Linked DNA regions of Mus musculus: region 2 is linked to region 1. The links are chromatin loops, found by intact Hi-C in ENCODE. Cell type or tissue: left cerebral cortex. All regions are shown on one strand.

Region 1 (8,000 bases):
CAGAGAAACCCTGTCTTGAAAACAAACAAACAAACAAACAAACAAACAGGCTACCCCCCCCCCAAAAGGGCTATACAGGTGTAAGGCAAGGGGCAAAGCCTGCCCAAGGGCTGGAGAGGCGCACAGAGTCCTTTCTGTGCTCACACAGAACCTGAGTTTGGTTCCCAGAGCCCACATCTGCTGGCCTACAAATGTCCGTAACTCCAGCTCCAGGGGATCTAATGCTCTCTTCTGGCCTCTGCAGACACTGCAGTCACTGCAGTCACACACACACACACACACACACACACACACACACACACACACACACACACAGCGAGACATACACAAACATACATATAAAGAAATAAAATCTTAAACAGCTCTTCTTCTGGTTTAAGGCAGGTGGATACGTTTTTATTTCCTTTCACAGATGTAAGTTTATGTCTTACTCAGTCTCTTTCATTCACGACACTCAGCCAAATCAGCTATGGAGACCTGGTAGAAGAAGGTACTTGCTGAATAGCGTGAAGCATCAGGTTTTGAATAGTGGGGGTCTGACGTTGGAAGTTTCAGAGGCCAGACCTGAGGCCAGGCCCTATGATGGTGAGATATGGGAGCAGGTGTGCTCAGGCCCCCATAGCTGAGGAGCAGGGATCCACTGAGCTTTCATGAGAGGATAGCATGTTTATGAGAACAGAGGAGAAGGGACTTAAATAGCTATACATTAATGCTATGCATGCATAATAGAATTGTTTCTAACCTTGAACATGCATAAGGATTGCCACATGGACCTTATTACAACGAAGACTGTAATTTATAGGTTTGGGGTGGGGTCTGAGATTCTGAACAACTGCCAGCAAGCTGCTGTTGCTTCAGGTTTGTGGGCCATGCTGTCATAGTAATAAGAACTCAGAAGATAGTTTTTAAAAAAGCCCTGATAAAGGCTCAGCAAGTAGGGATGCTTGTGTACCTGAATACCACAAGGTGGCAGGAGAGAGCTAGCTTGTGACTTGTATACACACACACACACACACACACACACACACACACCAATTTCAACCCAGATGCTTTTCAGCAAAACATTCACTTTAACATATCTTCCCATGACAATTTGCATAAAGCCAGGCCTGGTACTTGCTCAGGGTTAGGTACTGACCCTCATTGTTCTAGTATAGCTAAGAGGAGAAAATGTTGACCATTGAACTACAACACAACCTGGTTTTAGCAATGATAAAACAGAAATTTTAGAGTTGAGTATGTTGGTTTCTCTGGCTTCTGTTCACTTTCCATGCTGGGTTTTTTTCCTATCAGGTTTCTCAGCCTATCTATCTATCTATCTATCTATCTATCTATCTATCTATCTATCTATTCATCTATCTATCTAGACAGTCTCTCATAGCCCTGGCTGGCCTCAAACTCATTATATAGCCAGGGTTGACTTTGAATTTCTTCTTCTTGTTTTTTTTTTTTTTTTTTTTTTTGAGACAGGTTCTCATTGTGTAGTCCTGGCTGGCCTGGCCTGAACTCTTGTTGTATAGACCAGGCTGGCCCTGAACTCACAAAGATCCACCTGCCTCTGCCTCTCCAGTGCTGGGATTAAAGGTATGCCATATAAAAATTATTTATTGTTAATGTATGTACGTCTATGTATGTATGTATGTATGTATGGTGTGTGTGTGTGTGCGCGCGTGTGTGTGTGTGTGTGTGTGTGTGTGTGTGTGTGTGTATGTGTGTGTGGGCATGCATGTGCCACAGTGCCCACGTGGAGGTCAGAGGACATCTTTTAGGAGTTGGTTTTCTCCTTTTACCAGTGGCTCTGAGGCTCAAACTCAGGTTGACAGGGTTGCTTGGCAAGTGCTTCCATCTGCTGGAGCCCTCTCAGCAGGCAGACCTTGAACTTCTGATCCTCATGCCTTCATTCCTCAAGTGGAGAGAATTATAGGCATGTACCTGGTTTATACAGTGCTGGGGGTCTTGTATCCTAGGCCAGCATGCCACCAGCTGGGCCATATCCCCAGGGCATCATCCTACTTTAGACTTGGAGTGGCTAAGTTTCTCTGAGAGGCACGTCTGGACCTCTAATCTGGGTCTCTATGACCAGGCCTACACTCTCAGGCTGGAAGGACCACTGCCTCAGAGGAGTGTGCTCTGGGCTGTCTCCCTTAAGCCAAATACTCCCGAAAATATGGGGGACAGTGGTGCCTGCCTAATACATCTTATTTCCTTTCCATATGCATCCTCTTGGAGCCCAGCCCTTTGTATGCATCCCTCCACTGAAATGACTGGTTTGAACTCCACATGGTCTTTCTTCTGCCACCCCTGCCGGGGGAATCTTCGCTTGACCTGCTGTCTGCCTGACCTGCCTGCAGCCTCTGCTTCAGGCTCCTTCTGTGTTTCTATTGCTGATGCTTTGATATTGGGTGGATCAGACCTCATGTGTGAATGCCCAGCTCTGCCCTTGTCAACCATCTACTGAAAGTGTCTTCAGACAATCCAAGTTCTTCTTGACTAGATGGCAGGGATCTGGGAATGTGTTACTAATTACTGCTTTGAAGTCACAGGTCTTTCTGCAATCTTCTTTGCCCTTACTCTGTGATATTTTTGTCGTTGGCTTTACAGTATTATATTCTAATTATACATACTTGTCTTTATGCTACTTGTGGGGAGGGACTGGGTTTTTTTTTTTTTTTTTTGTTTACTCTTGTCCAGTACCTGGTACATAAATGATTCAGTGGAGTTGAGAGACGTGGCCCTAATTCACTAATTTAGCATCTACAGAAACCAAATTTCCTGGTCTGTGTCCTGCGTTGTAAGAGAGATCCACTTAGGAAGGCTCTTGTTTCAGGAGTGGATAGATCAGGAATGGGGTGGGTTGGGGAGACCAGTGATGGACTCTGTTTTGTATGGAGCCTGAGCTAGCGTTTCAATCTCTTTCTCTATGTTTTTTTTTTTTTGGGGGGGGGAGGGGACAATCTCACAGGATAGCTTTCTGACCGACTAAACTTAGTAAGTATGCAACCTACAAGAAGAGAAGCTTTTTTTCTTTTGCCTTCTGATTTTGGAAGTTTTAGTGCTTGATTGCTTAGCACCGCCATTGCACTGGGCGGTGGCCTTGCGTCGTGTTGCTGAGGCGGTTGCTATCACACACATTGCTGGGAAGCAATCAGAGTAAGGCTGTGGGGGTCAGGGTCCCAATATCCCCTTCCGGGAACTCGCTAAAGTGGTTAATTTCTTTCCTCTAGGCTCCATTTCTTCCTTTTTTTTTTTAAGATTTATTTATTTATTTATTTATTTATTTATTATATGTAAGTACACTGTAGCTGTCCTCAAACACTCCAGAAGGGAGAGTCAGATCTCATTACGGATGGTTGTGAGCCACCATGTGGTTGCTGGGATTTGAACTTCGGAAGAGCAGTCGGGTGCTCTTAGCCACTGAGCCATCTCACCAGCCCTAGGCTCCATTTCTTAAAGGCCTTCTACCAGCCAGTCGGTCCACGCCCCTGATGAGCCTGACCCCACCGGCACGCGCATGTGTGCCAGTGTGTGTATACACATTTGCGGAGGCCAGAGGCCAACCAGTATCCCTTCTCAGGACCAGTTCACCTTGTTTGTTCGAGACAGGGTCTCACTGCTTGGAGTACATTAATTAAGCTGGGAGAGACTCCCCAGTGCCACTAGGTCTAATTCCCCCTCCCCTACCCCCACGAGTGGAGGGCACACGGACTCAGGTTTGTGGATTTAACACAGCAAACACTTTACCAATGGAGCCTTTTCCCCAGCTCCACACATGGCCTATTTAGAGGTAGAGTAGATCGAAACCACAAGAGCACTTGGAGTGCAACCTAACTTTATATGGAGGTCAAGGTTGAAACACCAGCGAGGACCACCTCATGTTGTCATATTAAGTGTAAACCAGGGCCTTTGAGATGGCTCAGCAGGCAAAGGCACCTGCCAACAAACCTGACAGGGCTAGTTCAATCCCCGAGGCTCATACTGAGGAAGAAAACCACAAGCTGCCTTCCGATCTCCATACGTGTGTGAGCTGTGGTCACAACCCGGTCCTCAAAAATAAATAAATGTAATCTAAAAAATTTAAAAAGCAACACAGGATCAGTGACTGAAGGCTAACCTTTTTCTTGCTGATAAATGTTTTCCTGGGCATCTGAGGTGGCTGAGCTCTGCAACGCCTTCTTGCCCTCCTTCCTGTCGGGAACCTCTGAGCTCTTTCCCAGACCTGAAGGTCACACGAGCCTGGAGAAAGCCAAGGCTGGGGCTTCTCTGCTTGGGCAAACAGGGCCACCTCCCACTTTTGGGCTCGGGTACTTGAGTTGGAGTTGTCAGTTTCGCAGCTGATTCTGATGGACTTCACGACAGCTGCAATTACTGGGGCCTCGGCAGTGTGACAAAAAGCAGTTTTTAAGAAAATCGAATCTGTTTAAAGGAGGAAAAGAAGCTGATAATTGACTCGACTTTTAGTAACGTCAGCACGTGATTTTAGAGTCCCTTGTCTCAGCTGCTTGTTTTCTCCGTTTAGCAGAGGATCTGCATTCACTTGCTAAGGCATCTTTCTTAAGCCATGAAGTCATCATTTTGCAGAGGTTGTACCGCGAAAGTCAGTGTGGTGGTAAGACCGACAGAGGGCGCTGTGTTATTTCGGATAACTTCGGAAAGGTCCGAGAAGTTTGGTTAATGCCTTCAGAGCAAGCCCAGAGAAAGTGTGAAAGCACAGCGATTTAACCTCACTAATTCTTTTAGCAGCACGATGCAAGTTTAAAGAACAAAAATGGGGCGGGGGAGGGGGGGAGATTCGTCGCCTTTCCCTTTAGGTTTGAGTTCGGTGTAAAGAAAACTTTCCGTGTGTTTATCAGCTACAAAAGGGCTTACACAACGAATCGGCAGAACCCACGCACAGCGCACTGTTTTCTTGATGTATTTCAGGTGCCTCGGGGGTGATGGAAATGTTCTTAAATGACCCCAAGACGGTGTTCTGAAAGTGGTGTGACTCTTTTAACTTTGTAGATTTCAAAATAAAAAGTTGCTGATTGTATCAAGTCTAGTTTCCAGTGAATATTTTGTTTCCTTCCTTGGATTTCTCATTTCTTCCCTTTCTCCCTTCCTCTCTTCCTCCTTTCCTCCCTCCTCATCTTCCTGCATTTTCTTTATTCTGGATACCTCTCCCTAACCGGCTTTCAGGCTTTGGTATTTCTCTCCTGAAGCTGTTTTAGATTTATGTCTGCAGGTAGCACTTGGTGGTTACATCTGCCTGGCAATGGGGGGTGCTTATTGCCACAGATACTAATTATCTCATAAAACAATTTACAGATATATTATTTAAGAAAAGCAAGAATTGACAATAATCTCTGGGCTTTCAAGTTTATATAGTGAAATGAAAATAGTGTTAGGATATGGTCAAACTCACATTCTGCATATCAAAACCAGACAAACCCAGACTCATCTGTCTTGAAACTTCTCAATGCTTACTCAAATTGTTTTTATTCCAGGGGATTTTTGGACCCGAATTCCTCTGGGGTGGGATTTCACACACACTTCTGAAAGGCTCACAATGACTTGCTACAGCAAGGCTGTGGGATAATCTATCTGTATGAAATGAGGTGCAGCAGTGGGGGCTGGGGGAAAGCCTCCACTGGGCAAAGGACTTCCTTCCAGGACACTGGGGAGAGAACCTAAGCGAAGCCCAAAGGGACCAGAAGGAGCAAGGAACGAGAAGGGGGAAGCAGGGAAAGATGGAGAGTAAGGCAGGTGTGAAAGGTGATTTATGTGATGTGAATAAATACTAGAGACGGTAGCAAGTTAGTAGCTCTTCACAGCAGCCAGGCATGGATAAAAGGGAATAGGGCGGCTTTCAACTCAGGGCTCTTAGGAAATTTCCTCCCCCTTAAGGCTTACCCTACAGTCACTCTGGACACTTAGTGTGTGTCACTTCCCCAGCACAAGTGCTTTCATAAGGACGGTCTTACACTGAGGGATCTTCCAGAGACATCCCTTACTATGCATCTATAGAAGTCAGATATTGGTTAAAGTAGATGACAGAGGTTTCTCTCTGGATGACATGTGACTGGGGGCCATGCAAATTATATATATGACTTATTATATATAAAATATAAAAATATATAAATACATATGTATTTATATATCTATTATGTGTGTGATGTGCATGCATTTTGCTTGCATATGTACGGCACACTTTTGTGTGTGTGGGCGTGGTTACCTTCCTCAATTACTTCTGCTTTGTATATTGAAGGCAGGCTTTATTGCTTGGCATTTTGGGTAGTCTGGCTGGTCGGTTTGTTCCAGGGATTTCCCATATCTGCCTCCCAGATGCTAGGATTACAAGCAGCTGCAGTACCCAGCTGCTTTTATGTGGGTTCTGGGGATCTGAGTTCCAATCTTCAGCTCTCTATAGTAAGTGTCTGAGTCATTAAGACATGAACTCTCTCTTTCCCTAGAATTCCAGTTTGGTTCATGGATGTCGAGTTTTGCATTTCACCGTTACTTATAGAACATTGCTTGTCTCAGTTTGGTGTGCCATATAGTCTATAGCACATTTCAACAGCCATGAAAGCCATGCTTTAACTAGAGTTTTTGGCTATAAAGCCTGGTATCCTTAGGAGTCCCCTGTTAACGTTTTCTCAGACCCAAAGCCTAAGTCTAGGTGTGGCCATTGCAGATGTTAGCATATTGCAGATGGCTTGGGGGGAGTCTTGTCTCTCATAGTAGGTCCACAACAAGAGCAATGTCTGAGGACATATGTGGTTAGTGAACAGGCAGGGAACCCAGTGTTGGGTGATGTTAGAAGCCATAGGAGGGTTTTCTTTGGAAGGCTGCCACACCAAGAGAAATGGTTGCAACTTAAAAGGAAGAGGAAAAGTAACCAATCAGAGAACACAGAGAAAGGGTTTCTTTCCAGCTGGACGTGTAAAAGACTCAAGAGTAATGATGGGCATTGGGTTTCAGAGATGGACTTTGAGCCTAGGTGGAGTTGACCATCATCCTCCTGTTAAGGAGTCTTAGCCCTGGGGAAAGGTGGGTGTTTAATGGTGTTTCTCTTGTACTGGACTGGGAAAGGAAAGACAAGACACTAACATCAAAGACCTCATTCTTTAGCTCCTTCCTTAAGCCTGAAGAGACACTTTGAAACTAAGCCAAAAGACAGTAGATCTGAGAGTTCTGCCAAGGGTAAAAGGAGCCTATGGGGTTGTCTTACCACTCTAGGGTGGTCGAATACTTGCGCTAGCCAGGGCTCTCTAGAGAGTGTAGTCATCAGAATGTCTGGGATCCTGAGATGGTGCTCAGATTGGCTCTGAATCACCTCACAATGACTGTGCAGGCTGGAGTCCAGGGAAGCCAGCAGCTGCTCAGTCCAGGAAGCCAGAAACCTCAGAACAAGGGCAAGGACAGAGATGCTGCCCAAGGCCAAGGTCAAAGTCCTTCCAGGCCCTGGAGAACCAACCGTACGGATCTACAATCAAAGAACAATCATCCAGAGTCTAATGTCAGGGGCCCAGGGGATGCAGGAGGAGAGTGAGCTCTCTCTAGAGGTGTCACGTGGGGGACAGTCAACTTCCTTTCCTACCTTCCCATTTCATCTCACCCCCAGACCAACCAGAGAGGGTCTGGGCAGACCCTCCCTATTGCGTTTGTGGCTCTCACACTAGTTTTCCCAGAAACACCCCAGGCACACTCATTGGTGCTGATGCTTTTCTTTCACCCCAGGCTGACAACGAAAGTGATCATTGTTTTAGTTTGCTTTCCATTGCTGTGATAAACACCACAACCAAAAGCAACTTGGAGAAGGAAGCGTTTATTTGGCTTACGTATACATGCCACAGTCCATGATTGAGGGAAGTCAGGGCAGGAGCCTTGAGGAAGGAACTGAAGCAGAGACCATGGAGGAACACTACCTACTGGCTTGGTCCCCCTGGCTTGCTTAGCTGCTTTCTTAGACAACTTGGGACATCTTGCCCAGGGACTGATGGCATCACTTATACTGGGCGGGG
Region 2 (8,000 bases), 110 kb after region 1:
TCTAGGTTTATGTCAAGTTGACAAAAGCCAACCAGCATAGTCTCTATCAGGGTGTCCTACTGATGGATAGGATCGGAAAGGCAGATTGACAAGGGAGCCGAGGGTGGGAAGAATAGAAAAAAGATCTGACTCCCACAGGCAATGAGCAGTCAGGGAGACTGTCGCTCAGAGCTGGCACCACCTGCCCTTCTCTTGTTTCTGCTCTAAGAGTCTTTCTTCCTCCTTGGTTATTAAGAGCAGGGAAGATACATTCTCTCATTGTGCGTAAGAGGCACAAATGGTCCCTGGCTCTTATAGCCTTTCACACCCTGGAGGTGGAACCCCAGTGTCTCTGTCTCCAGTTCGTCCTATGAGGCTAGGTTGCAGTATCACTTTCCCAGCAAGAATAAAATGGGATGAGGGATAAACTTTCAATATTCTAGGGAGAATGGGAGAAATGAAAGGCACAGACTCAGCTCAGAAGGAGCCACAAGCTGCTCAAGATGCGAGCGCATCACATCTTTATTAAATGCATCCATCATCAAGCTCCATAAGAGCCTTTGTGACGTCAGCCTGGATGCTGCTAGATTTCTTGGGCATTTCAGCTTAATCTTAAAGGAACTAAGAGACTCACTTTGCAATACACGTGTGGATGGATGCTTTATTCTATTAGTCATAAATGCAAAGTTCCTTCCTTCCTTCCTTCCTTCCTTCCTTCCTTCCTTCCTTCCTCTCTCTCTCCCTCCCTCCCCCTCACTCTTTCTTTTCTTTCTTTTTGGTTTCAAGATAAGGTTTCTTCATGTAGTCCTGGCTGTCCTAGAACTTGCTCTGTAGACCAGGCTGCCTTCGAACTCACAGAGATCTACCTGCCCCTGCTTCCTGAGTTCTGGGATTAAAGGTTTCCCCTGTCCCCGAAGTTCTTTCTTAATTAGGAATTCTTGAGAGACTGTTTTAATGTTTTATACAGAAAATTAGTGATTGCTATATCTTATCAAGTTGAGTTTATCTCTTTTTCTGGAATGCTAATAAAATACTGATGCTGTTAGTCTCCTAAACAGCTGTAGGCTAATCAGCTCTCTTTGGGCATCGGTCTTCAATTGGGAACCTCCCTCGTCATATTTACTGCCAAGCCACACTTCCCTTGTTATGTAGGGATGATATCTTCAATGCAATCAACACCTATCAATGTAACAAACCCACTAATTAGAGCTACTAACCTGACAACCCTGGTTTGTAATGAATCCTTGCTGCTTTATCATGTTTCCTATTTCACTCTTTGCATGCCTGTCTCAGAATTCCGTGGGTGAGAGCGATAAACACACTTGGTGTTCAGCTCTCGGAAAACAACAGATGACGCTTCTTTCTTCCAACAATTAGAACTGTTTTTGTTCTCTGAGAACCTATAGGCAAGGTCTTCTCATCATTATGAATTTCTAAAATGAATTATAAAAGGCATGATCATATGTTATCATACCACATCACAACCTTGTGTATTGGCAATAGAAATTGGACTTTAAGTTTGTGGTTGATAGACTTATTTTTGGCACTACTGACAGGAAAGCCGGAACTCGAATGTACCCAGGATGCTGTCAGGGACCAAGGCTGCTTCTGTCATTTGTCTTCATTTTGGAGGGGGAAAGATGGCTCCTTCCCCTTTGGCTTAAAATGAAAACAAAACCAAGCCTTTTCCAAGTCTGTTTACAGTGTTGGAGATTAACCTAAGGATGTCCTGCGAATCCACCAATGAGCTGGGCTCTCAGCCCCGCCTTTTGGCTTTGAACATCTGGGGCAGGGAAGATGGGGCTATGCCTACTTTCTGCAATGTGATTGGAACAAATGAACATATGTAGTCTACTTTTGTCGCAGGATTGGAGTCATTATAACTTTTAATTTAAAACCGGAAAAAGTCAGGCAAGGAATGGTAGTTCGTTGGTAGAGCGTTTGCTTAGTGTGAATGACACCCAGGGTTTGATCCCCAGGTGTAGTGATGTACCACTTGGCAGCCCAGCACCAGGGATATAGAGGCAGGAAGGTCAGAAGTTCAAGGTCATCCTGGGCTATATAGTAAGATCCACACCAGCCTAGGCTACATGGAACTGTGTCTCAAAACCAAATCAAACCAACCAACCAACCAACCAAAAAACCAAACCAAAATAAAAAACAAATCCATAATCTGGAACAAACCAAAACAAGCAGAAACACCTCACTGATTTCCAGTAAGTACCACGAAAGAAATAAGACCTTTCAGATTTAATTTATAATTTTCAGTTTCATTCTCATTTGAAGCTATGTTTTACCTCAGTTAAAGGATGTTTTTTCTTATTTCACTCAGGTGACTCTTGTCTCTCCTCATCCCTGAGCTCAGCTGGTCCTTCCATAGAGTGGCATCTGCATGGTGTGGTCTGCTTCACCTCTGCCAAGTTTGTTGGAGTAGTAAAAAGGCTTACCACAGCTCCTGGACTCAGTCCAGTGAACCACAGTTTTTTGGGCTAGGTACTTAGAAATGCATTTTTAATATGCTGGAAAAGTAAATGCCATGGCCATTAAACTTTCAGAACCACCGTCTTAGAGAGTCATTTTACACGGAAAACAAATTTGTTCTCTCAGTTGAAGCTCCTTCCAGGTCAATAGTACTCTGGGAGAAATGAAGCAAGAGTCTCACCCGGTGTTACAGCAAAGGGCTTCCCTAGCAAAGTCCCGTCCTGTGTTGCAGCAGAAGACTTCCCTAGTAAGCGGTCCCACACTGTGCTACTTGCTAGGGTCAAGGGGTCCCCTAGCAAGAGGTCCATCCTGTGCTACACCAAAGGGCTTCTCTTCTGTCCTTTGGAAAGTGGTTTTATATTTCCTGGAAGCCCCTAGAACAGTGATTCTCAACCTTCCTCAACGACTTCCAGCCATAAAATTATTTTTATATTTTCATTGCTACTTCATAACTGTAATTCTGCTACAGTTAAGCATCATAATGTAAATATCTCTGTTTTCTGAGATGGTCTTAGGTGACCCTTTAAAAGGGTTGTTAGAACTCCAAAGGGGTCACAGCCTACAGGTTGAGAATAATAGTCCTAGAGTGATTTGTGTTAGCAAATGTGGTTAATGGAAATGTTTTGCTCTTGAGGTAATACAATGCATAGCTGTGGGTGAGGTTAAAATGCTTAGAGCCTCATGCATTTGTTATATGGACCTAGAGCTACTACACACAAAGCCTGGGGCCTGGGTGTTTAACTCATCCAGATCTGGGAAGATGCTGTAACAAAAGGAAACGTGAAGGTGCTGGAAAGTTGTCATTTGAGAGAGCTTGCTGCTCTTCCACTGGTCAGGTGTTTGATTCCCAGCTATGTCAGGCAATGCCCAACTGCAGGCAGCTCCAGTTCTAGGGGTCCAACACCCTTTCTGGCCTCTGTGAGCACCCGTACACATGTGCTCATGCACACACATGCACACACATGCTCACACACACATACCCACCCAGACCCACACATGCGCACACGCGCACACACATGCATATACAGATACACACATACTTACATACACACACACACACACACATGCACATACAGACATGGACATACATGCATACATACACACACATGCACCTACAGACACATACATACACACATGTACACATAGGCATATAACACATAAATTTAAAAATAAATCTAAACAAGAGACACAAAGCTTTCTTATGTGGGTAGGAGGAAGGGGAAGGGGGATGAGTTGAAGGGCTAAGAGTGGGAGCACAAAGAGCACAAAGAGTTAGCAACTGACTAGGTGAGAGAACCAGAGAGAATGTGGCTAAGGTAGGAGAGTTTTTTTGAGCTCTGTTCTGTTCCTCAGGAGACGTTGCACAAAAGCCAAAGCCTTCCTTCAGGTGACATCACTCCCTGAAGCTGAGCAGCACCTCTCGGCTTCATGACTTTGTGGCTGTAAGGGCTGTAAGTGGCTTTCACACTCTTGTTTTCCAGTACTCCCCATCCTGTTGGGATTCACTCAGCACTACCTCACTACCCTTGCTAACTGCAAAAATGACATACACTTAAGAACACCTCTGACCTTAGATGCGGTGATGATCAATTTTTGTTAACCTGACTCAGACCTAGACGTACCTTGGGAGAGGGAACCTCAGCTGAGGAACTGCCTCCATCAGACTGCCCCGTGGGCATGTCAGCGAGGCTTATTCTTGATTTATGACTGATGTAGGTGTCATCTGGACAGGTGGTCCTGGGGAGTATAGGAAAGCCTGCTGAGCAAGTCAGTGAGCAGTGTCCTCATTGGTTCCTTTCTCTGTTCCTGGTTGAGTTTCTGCCTCGCTTCCTGCAATGATGGATTGCAATGAGACATGCAAGCCAAACAAACCCTTTTCTCCCCAAGTTGTTTTGGTCATGGTGTTTATCACAGCAACAGGATGTAAACTAAGACAGATGTCTTGGCGCTTCTAAACTCTGATGCCTCACTGAAATACTTGCCTTGTGGATTTGCCTTCTCTCTTGAATTCTGCTGACCTTTCTAGCTACTTCTGGATCTTGACAGCTTCTCTTTCACCAAAAGCTTTCAAATACGAGAGCATCATTCAGTCTCCTGCCACTTCCCCCTTCTTCTGTCTCCTCCTTACTTGAAACTACATGTTTCTGAGGCTTATAGACTAGAGTGGAGCCACAGCTCAGAGCTACAATAGATGTCTCCAACACACCAAGAACAGACTTCTTGACCTTGACCATGTCAGGAAACCCTGGAAGAGGTTCTTGGCTGATGAATAAAGATAAGATGTTTATGATCACACCTGACACAGCCACTTGCCAAGGCACCTGTCGTCATCCATCACTCGGCTGAGAGTGGAATTAAATATAAAACCACTCAGTGTACCCTAAGCTGGAAGGTTCCGGCTGCCAAGAAGTGGTGGCAAGATGACAGGGTTGGAAACAAAGGTGCCTTTGGGAGTTAGGCCTAGAATAGATGAGTGTAGGCAGTCTCCCCAGGAGACACAGCGGCTCCAGGGAAGGCTGGGGTTACAGCTCCCCTCCCTCAGATGTCCCGGGGGAGCAATGGCTCAATTATGGCAATTGTGCTCCTCCCTCTAAGAAGCATATCCAGAGCTTTGAGCTCCTCCCCTAGTATGTAGACCCACAGCACTATGTTCCTTTTGCACTCTTGTAAAAAATCCACTGCCCACTGCCTGCACTAAAGTTTGAAGTGGATCATTAAGTGTCTTCTATTAGTTTGATAATTTTAGATCTGGAATGTGTAATAATACATTTTAAGTCTTTTGTGTGTGTGTTTTTTCGAGACAGGGTTTCTCTGGAACTCACTTTGTAGACCAGGCTGGCCTCGAACTCAGAAATCTGCCTGCCTCTGCCTCCCGAGTGCTGGGATTAAAGGCGTGCGCCACCACACCTGGCTCATTTTAAGTCTTTAAAAACTTATTCAGGGGTGTGTGTGTGTGTGTGTGTGTGTGTGTGTGTGGGTGTGTGAGAGAGAGAGAGAGAGAGAGAGAGAGAGAGAGAGAGAGAGGTGTGTGTGTGTGTGTGTGTGTGAGCAGTGCATAGCTGACAGAGGCTAAATGAGGGCATCAAATCTCCTGAAACTGGAGTTACAGGAGGTTGTGCACCACCATATGGGTGCTAGGAACCCAGCCTGGTTCCTCTTCAAGAGCGGCTAGTGTGCCTAACTTCTTAGCCATCTCTCCAGCCCCTTGAGTTAATGTTTGTTTGTTTGTTTTTTAATGGAGTGGAAGATAGGGTCAAATTTCTTTCTTGTCATATGAATATTTAGTTTTCCTGGCAGTAAATTTTGAAGAGATTGTCCTTTATTTAATATATGTTTTTGGCAAGTTGGTTGGAAGTGAGTTGGCTGTAATGTACAGTGTTATTTCTGGAGATTCTTTTTTTTTTCCTCCACTAGTCTTTATGACCTCTGAAGTTGAAAATTACAAAACCCTGATAAAGGAAACTGAGGAGGACACCCAAAAATGGAAGGGCCTCCTGGATGTACAGACAGGATGGATAACTGTTCTTAAAACTGCAGCTTTTCTGATGGGGTACACACAGCAGTCCAGGCCCAACCATTGGGTGCTGGTCTGCCATACATTCTTCTTGTTCTTAGATTTGGGGTTGGGAGGCTTTTCACGACTGCAGAAGTCATGTGCACCATCACTATAAGTTCTGTCTCATGATTGCCTGAGGGTCAGTCTTAGTTTGTGATCTTGTGATTTTGGAATGTGCCAGGGAAGGGAAAGGCTGGGATGCTGGGACCTGAGCTAGAGGCCTCAGTGGCCTGAAGAGAGTTCTCCTGAGTCAAGTCTATAGCTCCAGAGCTGACAGCTTCAGGTTCACTGGTGCTGGAGTCAGATGTCAAGTGTCTTGTGTAAACAATTGGCTGTTTCATAGAGGATGACCCATATTAAAAACAGACAAAAACAAACAAACAAAAAAAAAACAAAACAAAAAAACAACAACAACAGCAACAACAACAACCTGCAGCTTTTCCTGTTGAGAGTTTCCTTCCGTTTGCTCCCTCGAATCCCTTTCCATGAGTGGCCTTAGATCATTTTGTTGTTGTTGTTGTTGCTGTTGTTTAAAGAAAGGCAAGGGATAAACAAAAGTATTAACCTATATACAAACTAGAAAGGTTGCCAATGTGTGGGAGTGGAGCCTCTTTCTGCTTTTCTGTATCTACTTGCTGGCTTGGACCGGGTTGCTCGCTCCTTCACAGTCCCTGCAAGCCACTTCCAAGGGGAATCTTTTGCTCTGGTCTCCAGGCTAAATTCCTTTTGTGTATGTGAAATCACAGCGCCTTTTCTTTTCTGGAAGATTCCTCACAGATCTCTCTCTCTCTCTTTGTCTCTCTCTCTCTCACTTTACATTTAAATGTTTTTATTTTATGTTTCTGGATGGTTTGCCTGTGTGCGTCGATGTGTACCATGTGAATGCAGTGCATGTCAAGGCCACAATAGGTCATCATATCTCCTGGGACTGGAATTACAGACAGTTGGGAGCCACCACGAGCATGCTGGGAATTGAACCCAGGTTCCTTAACAGCACGGCTGTCTCTCTGGCCCTGTGGAGAGCATTTTTAAGAGTCATAAAAGCAATGCACCGTTCCTTACTGCTTGATCTCTTTAGACATCTAGATACTGTGAGTAGCCTTTGTAGCAGCTTCTGCATACACTCAGGAATCATGTAGGGAGGTTACCAGAAAGGTGGGGGCGACAGACACAATAAAAGCTTTGAATCAAGGATATCTTCTTCTTGGCTGCTGTGGAATTTTCCAGGGCCTCTCTGAATAATGTTATCTCCCTGACTTTCTACTTATGTTAATCTGTCTTTCTAGTACAAATTTCTCTTTGCTTCCATTTTCCAAATTAGTTACAAGGAGGCTATGAGTCACTAGGAGGCAAGGAAATTAAAATTCTTCATGGGGTACAAAGTGTTCAGTACCATAAAAAGTATGAAGTCACCTCTGGGGAGATGGCTCTGTCAGTAAAGTGTTTACCTTTGTTTATTATGTTAGGGCCCAAGTTTAAGCACCAGAACCCATGTGAAAGCCAGATGCATGGTGTATGCATAGTGTATGCATAGTGTATGCATGGTGTATGCATGGTGTATGCATGGTGTATGCATGGTGTATGCATGGTGTATGCATGGTGTATGCATGGTGTATGCATGTAATCCCATGTTAGAGAGGGAGAGACAGGCAGATTCTTGGGGTTCATTGGCTAGTGGCTGAGTCGGTAAGCCCCAGTTCCTAGTGAGGTATCTCATGTCAAGAAAAACATTGGATGGTACTTGAGGAATGACATCCAAGGCTATTCTCTTGTGCCACATGTATGTATGTGTGGCTGCACACACACAAGTTCACAGGCCCACACACAACTGTAGATTCAGAATACAGACAGTCAAGTCAAACATCCGTCAAATTTTATGAATAAATGAACTGAGGCACACTATTGCAGCAAAGCTGACTGGCTAGGGATGGGAAACTTGGAAGTGGTATTTGCTTTGAGTCTCCCTTCCTCAGGTGTCCATCCT

What was found. Peaks named below come from ENCODE experiments on the same cell type or tissue, not always from the same donor. Only the 100,000 strongest peaks of a DNase experiment are listed, where the experiment ranks them.
Region 2: a loop joins it to region 1, with 2.2 times the contacts of the local background. A loop is called at or near these places in 2 of 42 quality-filtered maps.

What each region holds. Positions count from the first base shown.
Region 1 is chr9:73,158,495-73,166,494 of GRCm38, forward strand. No RefSeq gene overlaps it. Among named protein-coding and RNA genes, the nearest start is that of Gm27211, 30 kb to the right of the region's middle. In left cerebral cortex, CTCF peaks have their summits at 935 (motif pointing right) and 4,615 (motif pointing right); DNase peaks (open chromatin) are centred at 965 and 4,611; H3K4me3 peaks cover 292 bases.
Region 2 is chr9:73,265,578-73,273,577 of GRCm38, forward strand. Gm27211 (predicted gene 27211) reads left to right here. Exons shown (of 4, transcript NR_166650.1): 4 at 2,312-2,540. Among named protein-coding and RNA genes, the nearest start is that of Gm27211, 77 kb to the left of the region's middle. In left cerebral cortex, no CTCF peak of the experiment used is centred here; DNase peaks (open chromatin) are centred at 4,840 and 7,230; H3K27ac peaks cover 1,496 bases.